Linked DNA regions of Homo sapiens: region 1 is linked to region 2. The links are chromatin contacts, found by Hi-C in ENCODE. All regions are on one chromosome and are shown on one strand. The core of a region is the stretch at or near the end of the contact, and the rest is flanking DNA. Distances in the headings are between cores, read along the strand shown.

Region 1 (7,064 bases), core at 2,964-5,463, 1.1 Mb after region 2:
TGAATTTCCAGTTTTATGCATAAGACAGAACCATAAATAATGGTGAAATATTTTTTCCCAAAGAAACCGTATTTGTAAAAGAAAATGGGAGAAAATGCTATTTTGCTTCATCATTGCTCACTCACCGAACAAACATAGCACAATTTCATAAGGAAAGTGAAATTCTTCATAATTATTACCTGTGATTTCATCTCGTATAGGGTAGCATCATTTGGAGTTAACTGTAGTGCTTCATCCCACTTCTGAATTGCCTCCCGATATCTGTGGTTGTTAAAGTTATATCAATGCCATATTTTCAATATGCTTTTTTGGACTTTCAAAAAAAAATTTTTATTGTAGTAAAATATAAAATTTACCATCTTAACCATTTAAGTGTACAGTTCAGAGGCATTAAGTAGCATTAAGTACATATAGTTCATTCACCTTTGTGTGCAACCACCACCACCATTCATCTCCAGAACTTTTTCATCTTCCCAAACTGAAACTCCATACCCATTAAACAATAACTCCTCATTGCCCCCTCCTCCACCCCCGGGCAAACACCATTCTACTCTTAGACTGCTTTCAGGAGGAGCAGTCATGTACTTTCAGTTCAACAGTTTTTTGGACTACTTTCTAGTCCATGAAATATATGTAAAAATCCAAAATAAAGGATTAGCAAATTAAGTCCAGCAACTTACTAAAGTACAAAATCCACATGATCATGTAGTGTATGCTCAGAAAAACTTAGAAATGGGTTCATATGTAACAGATAAGGGAGAAAAAAGTACATGCCACTAAACAATACTTAGTATAATTTAACACCCATTTCTGATTATTTATAATAATAATAAAAGTATATACAACATTAAATAAATTTAGTACTGTGGTGCCATCATCTACTAAGCTTTAATGATATAACCTCTAAAAGCAGTAACTATATCACCTAAAAAGAAAGTACTTGCACTTCTTTAGGCATATTGTGGGTGATTTCAAGCCTCTCTAAACAATATTTCCAAATGTTATTGTAGATGTGACAGGAAAAACTTTGGAAATTAATTTATTGATGTATTCCTTCATAACAATCCTTCCACTCACAATTTTCTAACAAAGGTAGCAGTAATAAATTCTGCAAGACTTAATAGTAGCAAATGTCTTTCCTCCAGCATTAGAAGGAAAAGGTTGGACTGTTTGTCCAATCTTTTTTCTACCACTCCCTACACATACCTGTGCTCCACTCAGCAGGGTTTTTATAGTCCCTACCCACATATCATGCCTTTGTTAGTATGGATCCCCTGCTACACATACACACACACACATCTGTATTAGTTCACTCTCACGCTGCAATAAAGAACTGCCCAAGACTAGGAAATTTATAAAGGAAAGAGGTTTAATTGACTCAGTACCACAGGGCTGGGGAGGCCTCAGGAAACTTACAAGGATGGCAGAAGGGGAAGCAAACACATCCTTCTTCACATGGAGGCACGAGAGAGAAATGAGCGCTGAGCAAACAGGGAAGCCCCTTATAAATCCATAAGATCTCGTGAGAACTCAGTGTCATGAGACCAGCATGGCAGAAACTGCCGCCATAATTCAATTATCTCCACCTGGTCCCATCCTTGACACGGGGATTATTACAATTCAAGGTGAGATTTGGGTGGGGACACAGAGCCAAACCATATCACATATCTAAGATTGCCTTCCTACTCCTCTTCATCTATTCAAAGGCTCCTCCTCTAAGACCAAGTTAAAATGCTCCGTTCTTCATGAAGACCTCCTCCAGTGGCTCTAGCCCACTAACTATGAGTACCACTTCAGACCACATAGCAACACTTATATTTCCAAAGCATTTTATGTTTTACAAAGCACTTTCAATACAATTATTTAACATACAATTATTTTCCCAAAAAGTTAATTCACTTACTACTCAAAGTAAGTGAATATAAATTTGGTGTTATTTGCTTTTTTAAAAATTATTTTGAGAGACAGAGTCTTGCTCCGTTGCACTGGCATGATCACAGCTCATTGCAGCCTTGAACTCTTGGGCTCAAGGGCCTCCCACCTCAGCCTACTGAGTAGCTAGGACTACAGGCATATGCCACTATGGCCAGCTAATTTTTTTATTTTTTTATTTTTGTAGAGACAGGGTCTCACTATGTTGCTCAGGCTGGTCTCAAACTTCTGGCCTCAAGCAATCCTCCTGCCTTGGCCTCCACAAGTGCTGAGATTACAGGGGTGAGCCACCATGCCTAGCCTCAAGTTTGGCATTACTTGTTCTCACTTTATTGATGAGGAACCAATGGTTGAGAGCAGCTAAAGGACTGTCCAAGTCCTGCAAAAGACAGGATTTAAAGCTAGCTCTTAAAAATACAAGACCAATACTTTCTGTAACTATATCAAGTATGCCTCCCATTTAGTTCTGCTCTAATTCCTCCTTGTATTTTTGTCTTCTCTTCTCTAATGAGTTCAGGAACCAAAGGGTAGATTTGTTTATATGCTCTACAGTACCCAGAACATTTCTGGGAATGTAGAAGGTACTAATATAACAGATTTTTTTTTAGACAGTCTTGCTCTGTCACCCAGGCTGGAGTACATGGAGTACAGTGGCATGATCTCAGCTCACTGCAACCTCCACCTCCCAGGTTCAAGCGATTCTCCTGCCTCAGCCCCCCGAGTGGCTGGGACTACAGGCACATGCCACCACACCTGGCTAATTTTTGTTTTTTCGTAGAGATGGGGTTTCACCATGTTGGCCAGGCTGGTCTTGAACTCTTGACCTCAACTGATCTGCCCGCCTCGGCCTCCCAAAGTGCTGGGATTATAGGCATGAGCCACCGCGCCCGGCCTAATATAACAGATTCTATCTACCTCATTTGTCCTACCTTCTCCAAGTCCTGAAGGCAGCAGAGAGCAGCATATAAAGCAAGAAAAGAGGGGACAGATGTAGCATGCTCTTAACACACAGGAAAAAAAAATGGTAATAAAAACAAATTCTATCCTAAGACAAAAGTGGTAAAAATGTAAATTCTTACTTTGTTCCGTTCATTATTTCATATATAGAAATTATAAGAAATCCCAAGACTAGGGGAATGTGAATATAGGTAGAAAAAAACAAAAACATGAGAATTCTACGTTTAGCAGAGGGACCTTAAGAACCTGGATGTTTGAGGTTTCAGGAGTCTTTGACAGCTTTTGAGGAAGGGGCTGAAGGTCTTTGGTCTCTAGAGCAAGGGGTGGCATAGTAAAGGTCCATATAGTAAACATTTTAGGTTTTGTGAACCATACAGTCTATCACAACTATTCAACTCTATTACTGTATCCCAAAATAAGCCATAAACAATGCATTCAAAAAATGGGCATTGCTGTGTCCCAGTAAAACTTTATTTATAAAAACAGGTTGTTTTTATAAATAAAGTTTGCCAACCCTAGATCTACTTGGCCCAACCACTGTTAAAAGCTTATCATATTTGTCAAATTTACTTTTTACTTCCAGTCCTATTTTCTGCCCAACTCAACCAGAGGAAGTTATCACCCCATAGAAGGCATTTGTGGTCATCACTGTGACTTGGAGGAACTAGTGGCAGAGGGTCAGGGATGTTAACATTCTTCAAGGCAAAGAGCAAGCCTGCACAATAAAGAGCTGTCTTGCTGAAAATACCACTAGCACTACTGCTGAGAACAGGATGGCTTATCCCGTCCCCAACCCCACAAAGCTGCTTATGTTCCTAAGCTTAAGTTGTCCCAAGTACGAAATAAACTAAGAGGTTCAAGGTGACAATGACCATCACTAGTTTTTTCTTTTTATTAGGCAGGTATGCATGTGTGCATATACATACAAACAGACATACACACACACACGTGTAAACACAGGCTTACAGATTTGAGAAAAAAGAAAAATGTCCTCTCTTCTCAACTGCACTGTCTTTTATTTTGAAAGCATAACCATTGCTGCCAGCAGAGGCATCCCTCAATGAAATGTGCTTTGTTGCCAACGAGGCCTATAAAGGTTTAAAGGAACAAGTGAGCTGTTTTCCATGCTAAACAAAGCAAGAAATGGTGGGTATTTACTTCACTATCATCAACTTATTCAATTCTTCCCCCTTCTCATTTCTCTTTGGTTTACTTCTGTTGGCCTGCAAACAAAGGGTGGCACCACTTAGTTCCTCCATTTTTAGATCACAGGAAACTTGGCACTGAACAAATCAATAGTCTCTCATAATTTCTGCAGCATATCTCTTAATTCAACTTCAGTTTGGAACAGACTGAACAGACACAGCCCTACTGCAGCTGTTGGATAGGAAGCATTAAAAGATAAAAACTTGGTTTAAAGTCACTGTGGTTAATAAATGACCAAAGTCTGATTCCGCCAGTTTAAGGACAATCTTAACAGTATGCAACTGAAGTAGCACAAGGAAGGAAGCAAAGGGAATAGTTCCATGGACTACAACAGGGCAGGATGAGATAATGCCCTATACTGAGGTAAAGAACAGCTGGTGATCAAGCTAAATAAGTTAGATAGCACACTCATTTACCAAATAGAAATGTCAATGTGTTTAGCTACTTTACTCCCAATTAGACTTCTAATTTACTGTGGCTTTAAATTTAATGAGCTATATAGTTAACAGCTTATTCACTTTATAAATATTTACTGGGCACCTACCCTGGGACAGGTAGAATTCTAGTAATAAGTACTAAGGATGCAGCACCCAACAAGATATAAAAGGTCCCTACTATTCTTCCAGATCTTACTTTCTAAAGTGTATGCATGTTAGAAGGGGACAGGGAAAGAAAGATAACAAACAGTTAAAATATAAGTGCCGTGATAAAAGACAAATGGAGGAATGTGATAGGGAGTGACCAAGTGGCTATTCGGAATGGGCGGTCAAGAAAGGTCTTCCTAGGAACGCATTCAAGCTGAGACCTGAGTGACAAAACGTGGTCAGACAACTGAAAATCTGGAGAAGGTCCATTCCAGGCAAAGGGAAGAACCTGGGGCAGGACCAAACCATGTTTTGTGGAAAGGAAATAAAACCAGAGGAAAGGAAGTCAGAGGTCAGGGAGGTGGGCCGAAGCCATGATCACAGAGAATACAATAAGCCATAGTTATGCATGTGGATTTAATTGTATGTGTGATGAAGAATCCACAGAGTTTTTATACAACAGTGAGACATGAATTATTGATTTACATTTTTAAAAGATCAGTCAGACCCAGAAGAATAGACAGTAAGGGTACAAAAATGTACACAGGAAGGCTAGATATGAGACAACCAAAGTAATTTAGGTATGAGATAACCCTAGATAAGGATAGAAGTGAAAACAGAAAGAGGAAAAAAGATTTACAACACACTGAAAATGTACAGTTGGCTCAACTTGGACTTGGTATGAGTGAAAAAAAGAAAGAAATCCAGGATAATTTGGGTTACCTGGAAAACAGAGCCTGAGGCCAAAGCTTACTGGCTAAATCTTTATTGAGTGGATAGGATCCCACGCAATCAAGAGTGAGGGAAAAACAGAAGTAAGCCATGAAGAAAGAAGAATAAATACAAGGTCTATGTTAAGCTGGCAACAGCTCCACAAACACAGATGATTGTTGATCTGGAGAGCAAAAGGAAAGGAGCAAGCAAAGATTAAAAAGGAGAGGACATGGAGACAAGGACAAGCATGATAGCATGGTGGTGTGGAAGATGAGAGAGCAGTGTATTTAGGAAGACTGTGGTCACCTGTGCTGAATGATGAGAAGCACAATAAATGACAACAGAGAAGTGATGACTGGATTTGACAACATGGAGGTCACTGATAACCTTTACAAAAGCAGTTTCAGTGGATTCATGGGGACAGAAATATGACTGGATGGTTCATCAAGAAATGGAGTTTGTAGTGCAGTGGGAGCAGAGAAATGGCAGAGCATTTGGAGAGAAGCTTTTTAAATGGATGTTATCAGGGTATGTTTGCATGCCAGCAAGAAGGACCGAGAGAAAAGAAGAAACAGATTATATAAAAATGAGAGGACAATTTCAGAACAACGTTCCTGAGAAGGCACAAGGGGATGGGGTCTAGAGTACAAGTGGAGTGGTGGGCCTTTGATAATTACAATGGAATGATGACAGATCATATAGGCACAAATACAGTAAGGTTGGAAGATGTGCTGGTGAGAAAATAAAGTCATTCTACACTGACTGTATCTATGTTTTTCCACAGAGCATGAGGCAAAACCACTGTCATTAAATATACTGATGTGAGTAATCTGCAGAATGTGGGTCACACAGCAAGATCACCCTCAAATTTACATTAGTAGGTATACTTTCCTAGACAAGAACAAAATGCATGGTAAATTCTAATTTATATTCCTGCTTCATACACATACAACTGATTCTAACAGAAAAATCAGACCAGTTAGCTAGACAGTCAAATATCACCATCTAGTGGCTGAAACTTTAAAAGCCAAGATGTCAAAGTTGGGACTAACACCGTGACTCTTGAGAAGGTATAACCTAGTTTGTAATAATTCTAGAAAAAGCCACTTGAACAAAATAATTTACAAAAATATATATTACTACTACAGGAAATATACCAAGAACATATAAAATCCTAAAATATTATATCTAAAGTACATTCACTTGGTGCTTATTAGGTGCTAGGTAGCATGCTTTTACATGGACTTTGCTCTTTAATCCTCCAAAATTCTATAAGATATGTATCACCATTTGACCTATGAGGTAGAAATTGACAAAAAATAACTACCCAAAGTTTATGCAGATAGAAATGATAAAGTTGGGATTTGAATGGAGGTAATCTGACTTCAAAATCTACACTCTTAACCACTATACTCACTATACCATCTCTATTAAGCACCAAAATTTCTTGGGGGTTGGGTAGAAGAGTAAACCAGATTTTTGTTAAAAAGAATCATGAATACTCTAAGGTAAGACTTCTGAATTTAAAAGCCACTCAAGGTTGAGCATGGTGGCTCAGGCCTGTAATCCCAGCACTTTGGGAGGCCAAGGCAGGAAGATCGCCTGAGCCCAGGAGTTCAAGATCAGCCTGGGCAACATGGCAAAACCCCATCTCTACTAAAAATACAAAAA
Region 2 (6,294 bases), core at 1,384-3,883:
ATAATGATTTGATTTATTGAATCTAATTCTAAATGTTTTGTTCAGCAAAATTTATTTAAATTTGGATAAAAGAGGTAATAAAATGGAAGACTATAAGTTGGTTGTTGTAGAAAAATGACTACCGAATTCCCATATACTAATTTATTCTCTGCCAGAATATTTACATCAGAAAATTATTTTATGAGAATGAGCTATTTGAAGTTATATGTGGAATGTAAGAATTAACAATAAGAAAGAGACAGAGAAATAACACCCACTGAACTCTGACAAATATTAAATGATAAGCCACTAAGAAAAATGACAAATCAGGATTAGAAACAAGCCAGAAAAGGTAAAAAATATTTATGTCAAAATCTTCGTGCCAATTTTAACCAGTGTCAGGCACCAAAATTTGAGAATTATCTTTGAGAGTTATCTTCCTTTCAGTAAAGGCAACACTGGCAGTTAAACATCATTTTTACTTGTGGACAACTTATGGAATTAATAATATTCAACTATTTTAATTGAAACAAAACTTTTGGCATTGTAATATAGTTGTTAACCTTTGGTAAATGAACCTATAATTTTGCCAACGGAACACATTACTTGATACATCCTCCACGTTGAGCTTGTCAGGCCCATTTCTAGAGAGTGGGTTGCCAATTAACTGGTTACATAAAGTATACTTTTTTATTTTAAAAAAATAATGCATTTGTTCCTATGGCCACACCCTAAATAAAGGAGTTTCCATTTAAAGATTTCTTTGTAACTGCTAGTCTAAACTGTGGAACTATTTCTTAATGTGCTTGTAAATTAATTTGAATAAATTCTCCACGTCTGTCTTTATAAGTGGGCTTTATTTTTACAGCTGTTTTAGATTCACAGGAAAACTGAGCAGGAAGTACAGAGAGTTCTCATATACACTCTGTCCTTCACCCCACCCCATACGCAGCCTCGCGGAATATCAACACCCTGCACCAGAGTGGTAGATTTGTCTTACTCTGTGACTGTACACTCTCACATCATTATCACTCAAAGCCTAGTGTTTACATGAGAGTTCCCTCTTGCTATTGCACATGCTATGGGTTTTGACAAACATATAATAACAGGCATCCACCATTGTAGTACCACACAGAAGAGCTTCACTGCCCTAAAAATCCTTGCACCCTGTTGATTTATGCCTTCCTTCTCCTAATCTTTAGCAACCACAGATCTTTTTTCCCACCTCCATGGTTTTGTTTTTTTCCAGAATGTCGTATAGTTGGAATCATACAGTATGTAGCTTTTTCAGAGTGGATTTTGTTCACTCAGTAATATGCATTTGAGGTTCCTCCATGTCTTTTCATGGCTTGATAGCTCATTTCTTTTATAGGATTGATGTACATCCAGAACATTGGATAAATAAATAAATATTTATTCATATTTACATGAATAAATGTGTAAAGTATATTTATTCATTCATCTATGGTTTTAGTCTGTTTTGTGTTGTCATAATGGAAAACTGCAGACTGGCCAGTTTATAAAAAAAAAGAGATCTATATTTCTTGTAGTTCTGGAGGCTGGAAAGTCCAAGGTAGATGGACCACATCTGATGACGGCCTTCTTGCTGAGTCATCCCAGGGCAGAAGGCAGAAGGGCAAGAAAGCATAAGAGCAAGAACAAGCACACTCTCGCGATAACTAACCCACTCCGTGATTACAACATTATGAAGGAGTCATAATTGCCTCTTATTGGGCTCCAGCCCCCAATATTGTTGCATTTTGGATTAAGTTTTCAACGTAAGAACTTTGGGTGACACATTTAAACCATAGCACCTGAGGAAGAGAGCATTGGTTGCTTCTGAGTTTTGGCAATTATGAATAAAATTGTTATACATATCGGTGTGTAGGTTTTTGTGTAGACATGTTTTCAACTGATTTGGGTAAATGCCAAGGAGCACAACTGCTGAATTATATGGTAAGAGTATGCTTAGCTTTGTAAGAAACTGCCAAACTATATTGCAAAATGGCTGTGTCATTTTGCATTCACACCAGCAACAGATGATACTTTCTGTTGCTCCACATCCTCATCAGCATTCGGTGTTTTCAGTGTTCTGGATTTTCACCATTCTAATAAGTGTGTAGTGATATCTCACTTAGTTTTGATTTAATTCCCTAATGGCATATGATGATGAGCATCTTTTAATATGCGTTTTTGGGCCATTCATGAATCTTTTTTTGGTGAAGTATCTGTTCACAGCTTCTGCCCATTTCATAATTGGGTTGTTCATTTTCTTATTGTTGAGCTTTAAGAGTTCATTATATACTTTGGAAAACAGTCCTGTATCAGACATGTCTTTTGCAAATATTTTCTTTCAGCCTCTGACTTGTCTTCTCATTCTCTGGAGTGTATGTTTTTGTTTGCTTTGCCTGCTATGTCATAAATCTGACATTATTTAAATATCTCCTTCCATCCTGACTGTTTACTTAATGTTGACTGTGATAATTTTTTAATTCATGTTTACTTTAAGAGGCATTTGAAAGAAGCTCCTGATAAGTTCAGATACTGTTTAATATAATGTTAATGCAAAATTTTCAGTTTATGTAGGTGACAAGGAGTCAAATGTAACAGAGTCACACTGTAATGAATGTTGGGTGGTCACAAAAGGTTTATGTATCAGGCAGTGACTCATTTTGGCACACCAAAGCAAAATTCAAATGGTTACCTCAGCAAAATGACAAAGCACTGCATGCCATGGACTTTCTGGGTTGCTTATGAATAGCTGAAACACGAAATGTTAAGTACACAAATGGTGAGAAAACACTATATTTCAAGTAAAGAAACAAATGTATTTAATCACGTTTGCCAATGTCTGATTTTCTTCTTAAAGTTTTATAACCTGGAGTTTGTGGAGCCTTGGGGGATGAATAAATACAGGAGTAATGCTCTTCAAATGAGCTATTGTAAAGGACTATTGTATTTTTCAATTGGTTGTGGATTGATACATTTGTCTCATAGATAGTTCCCTCTATTAATATGGATATATATGTTATAATATACGTCAGTGGAATGTTTCTCAGCTTTTCAAACCATTTTATTGGCTGTTTTCTCTTGTCTATGGGTACTCGTAGAGAATGCTATTGAAGTTGGTATTCATATTTTAATGGGAGGAAATAATCCCAAGCTGCAGACACAAATTCAGTTCCAAACCCCAGACAGTGGATGGGCTATGCTTATCAAAGCAGACAGAATGCATATAGTAGTAATGAGAGAAATCTGAACATAGGACTGAAATATATACGTAAACCACCAGTGTTAAACTTGATTTCAGTATAACTGAAAGGACTCCAATCTGACCTCCAGAGACCTGACATGAGCTATCATGATATGAAGTCAAAATCTTTCACCCAAAATCCAGACCTAGCATCCCTTCAATTAGAAAGAAGTTGAGCAGGATGGATCATTCACTTCATAAGTACTTTCTGTAAATTTTCTTTGTACTATTCTCTAATGCATCCATTTATCAGAGTAAACACGCACTGGGAAAAGGAACCTACCTTTGGGTTGAATTGGTCACAGACTCTTAATCAATTCTGGTTCCTGAGACCTAGAACAACACAGCCAATCAGGAAAAGTGGAGCCTTGTGAAGTGAGCTGATAGATGTAGGTTAGATCTAATTCTATTTCACAGTAAGCCCAGTAGAATACTGAGTCCATCTCCAAGTCTGCTTGAAACATATTATATATCCTTAGTAGGTAGAATAATCCTGGCCTGAGTTCCTGGCACTGTGGAGTGCCATGATAGTCTTGACAGGATGTCTCCAAACCCTTGAATGTGAGAGAGTAATGAGTTACTAACTTGCTTGAGAAAAATTTATTTTAGGTTTTCCTTTACAGTCAAAACAGATGTCAAATAATGTATCACTTAATATCCTTCCAGTTCTTTTTTTGTGTTAGTTGTTTTTGTTGTTTATTCTTAAAAAACTTAAATGGCTCACACCTGTAATCCCAGCACTTTGGGAGGCCGAGGCAGGAGGATCACCTGAGGTTGGGAGGTCGAGACCAGCCTGACCAACATGGAGAAACCTTGTCTCTACTAAAAATACAAAATTAGCCAGGTGTGGTGGCGCATGCCGGTAATCCCAGCTACTCGGGAGGCTGAGGCAGAAGAATTGCTTGAACCCAGGAGGCAGAGAATGTAGCGAGCCGAGATTGCTCCATTGCCAGACTGGGCAACAAGAGCAAAACTCTGTCTCAAAAACAAAAAACAAAAAAACACTTAAATGGAACACATTTACATGATCTCACTTAATCCTCAAAAATACCAAGATTTTGGCATTACTATTTTCATTTTATAACTTAAGAAACTGGGACTCAGAAAGGTTAAGATATTGCGAAATATCGCAGGAGAGTAAGTGGTATATCCGGAGTTGGAAGCTTCAACTGTTTAATGACAAGGCCAATTCTCTTGGTGCTCATAAAGTGTTACCTCTTAAATCGAGAGTTCTCTGTCTTATGAGGTTTTTTTGTTTTGTTTTGTTTTGTAATTTTTTGTGAAATAAGGAATGAGGTCATTTCCTAAGAGTAATGGGGATGATGCTAGGCTAGTAGAGCGTGAAGAAGAATATTTGAAGTAGAAGTGGAAAGAGTCTTGTAACTGAAAGTGTGGTTATCAGTCAAGTAAATTTGGCATCCCTTTGTAGTAGCTTGATAGAAATGCAGATCTCAGGCCCCCTCCCAGACCTTCTGAATCCAATCTGCATTTATTTATTAATTTTTTTTTTTTTTTTGAGATGGAGTCTCACTCCGTCGCCCAGGCTGGAGTGCAGTGGTGTGATCTCAGCTCACTGCAAGCACCGCCTCCCGGGTTCACGCCATTCTCCTGCTTCAGCCTCCCAAGTAGCTGGGACTACAGGCACCCACCACCATGCCCGGCTAATTTTTTTAGTAGAGACAGGGTTTCACCATGTTAGCCAGGATGGGCTCGATCTCCTGAACTCGTGATCTGCCCGCCTCAGCCTCCCAAAGTGCTGGGATTACCAATCTGCATTTTTAAATATCCACAGGTGATTTGCATGTTCATTAAAGTTTTAGAAGCACTGGGCCAAGCAGAACTACTGTCAGGCAGCATTGAAGGGCCAGTTTAGATGGAGACTATACATTTATAAGCATCAATATTAATTATATCAATGACAAAGCCGAAATCCTACAAAAATGTTAGATCCTTGCTTTCTCAGCCTCCTTTGCATTTGTATCAAGAGCTTATGATCCAAACCTGGCCACTGAAACCCTAGGGGAAATGCCCTGTAGGAATTTTGGAAGAGATTTTCACCTTATTCAAACAGATGAATAGGAGCAAACTCCTGTCTTTTTGTCTGAATATTGTCATAACTGCTTGTGATACATAGAACAGTAGCAGTCACTTTGCAATATTGAAGGCATGAGCCCAAATCAAGCCAAGATAACAATTGATTAACCAACCCTAGAAGCACTATTCCTTTGGACTTCTTGTTATAAGAGATAGTAAACATTCTTATTCAAAGCTTTTCACTTGTATTTTTCATTGCTTGCAGGTAAGAGTATCCTAAGTTAAAAAAAATTATGGTTTTTCTCCTAAAATCCTCACAACATTATATTACAACAAAATGAGGCAAATTACAGAATTACTGGCTGAAAATTTGTAGGGTGAACGTGTCTAAATAAAAGCATTTGAAGGTTTAGGCAAATGTTTTTGCCTATACCTTCAGATTTGCACCTTCAGATACCTATAGATTTGCACCATGGGGTTGACACTTGGCAAGGATGGGATGTGACAATAGCCAGGATGGTGTTAACAGAATAATCAAACACAGAAGGTCAACATTTAATGAGATTAAAATGTTGTTACATTGGGATTGAGAGAGGAGGAAGTAGAGTCAGAAAGAAGATATTAGAATATAAGATTTCAGAGGTGAAGCAAGTAATGTTGCTGCCCTGGATGAGGGTGGATGATATAAAATAAATGTGAATATGATTGGAGTTTAGGAAGTCAAAGAAGCATAAAACTAGCTTGTTGGATGATACAACCAACCACACGGACATTGGAGAGACTTGGAATTATGACAGTTCTTGAGGTAGAGGCAGGACTTAAGGAATATGGACATGCTCGGGACATTGGAGAACAACTAAATTGAGAAAGGTCTCACAGAGGAGGGCACTTTTGGCTTGCACTGTGTAGAATGGGAATAGTCTATACAGTAGAGAGAAATGCAATCGTAGGCGTGCTTGGCAGAGGGAGCGATATGTGCAAAGCTCCTAGACAGGAAAAACCGTTTGAGGAATGGTGGGTAGTTCTTT

The links. Hi-C counts contacts between places; a loop is a spot of excess contacts on that map. Pooled maps may share reads with other maps.
Region 1: a map of naive thymus-derived CD4-positive, alpha-beta T cell shows a loop between it and region 2 (5-fold over the local background). The contact joins two enhancer-like sites. A Hi-C loop is called at or near these places in 7 of 168 maps with a recorded cell type or tissue (CD4-positive, alpha-beta T cell, CD8-positive, alpha-beta T cell, PC-9 and 3 more), 3 of 37 single-sample maps with no recorded cell type and 17 of 50 pooled maps.

Annotation. Positions count from the first base shown.
Region 1 is chr5:40,730,083-40,737,146 of GRCh38, forward strand. TTC33 (tetratricopeptide repeat domain 33) reads right to left here. Exons shown (of 5, transcript NM_012382.3): 3 at 180-261. It also overlaps a transcript of PTGER4 not described here. Among named protein-coding and RNA genes, the nearest start is that of TTC33, 22 kb to the right of the region's middle. Within about 2 kb of position 4,214, at least 4 of the 41 ENCODE cell types and tissues checked have a DNase peak (open chromatin) inside an H3K27ac peak, as active enhancers do.
Region 2 is chr5:39,603,743-39,610,036 of GRCh38, forward strand. No RefSeq gene overlaps it. Among named protein-coding and RNA genes, the nearest start is that of LINC02104, 86 kb to the left of the region's middle. RefSeq lists a silencer at 4,739-4,920. Within about 2 kb of position 2,634, at least 3 of the 41 ENCODE cell types and tissues checked have a DNase peak (open chromatin) inside an H3K27ac peak, as active enhancers do.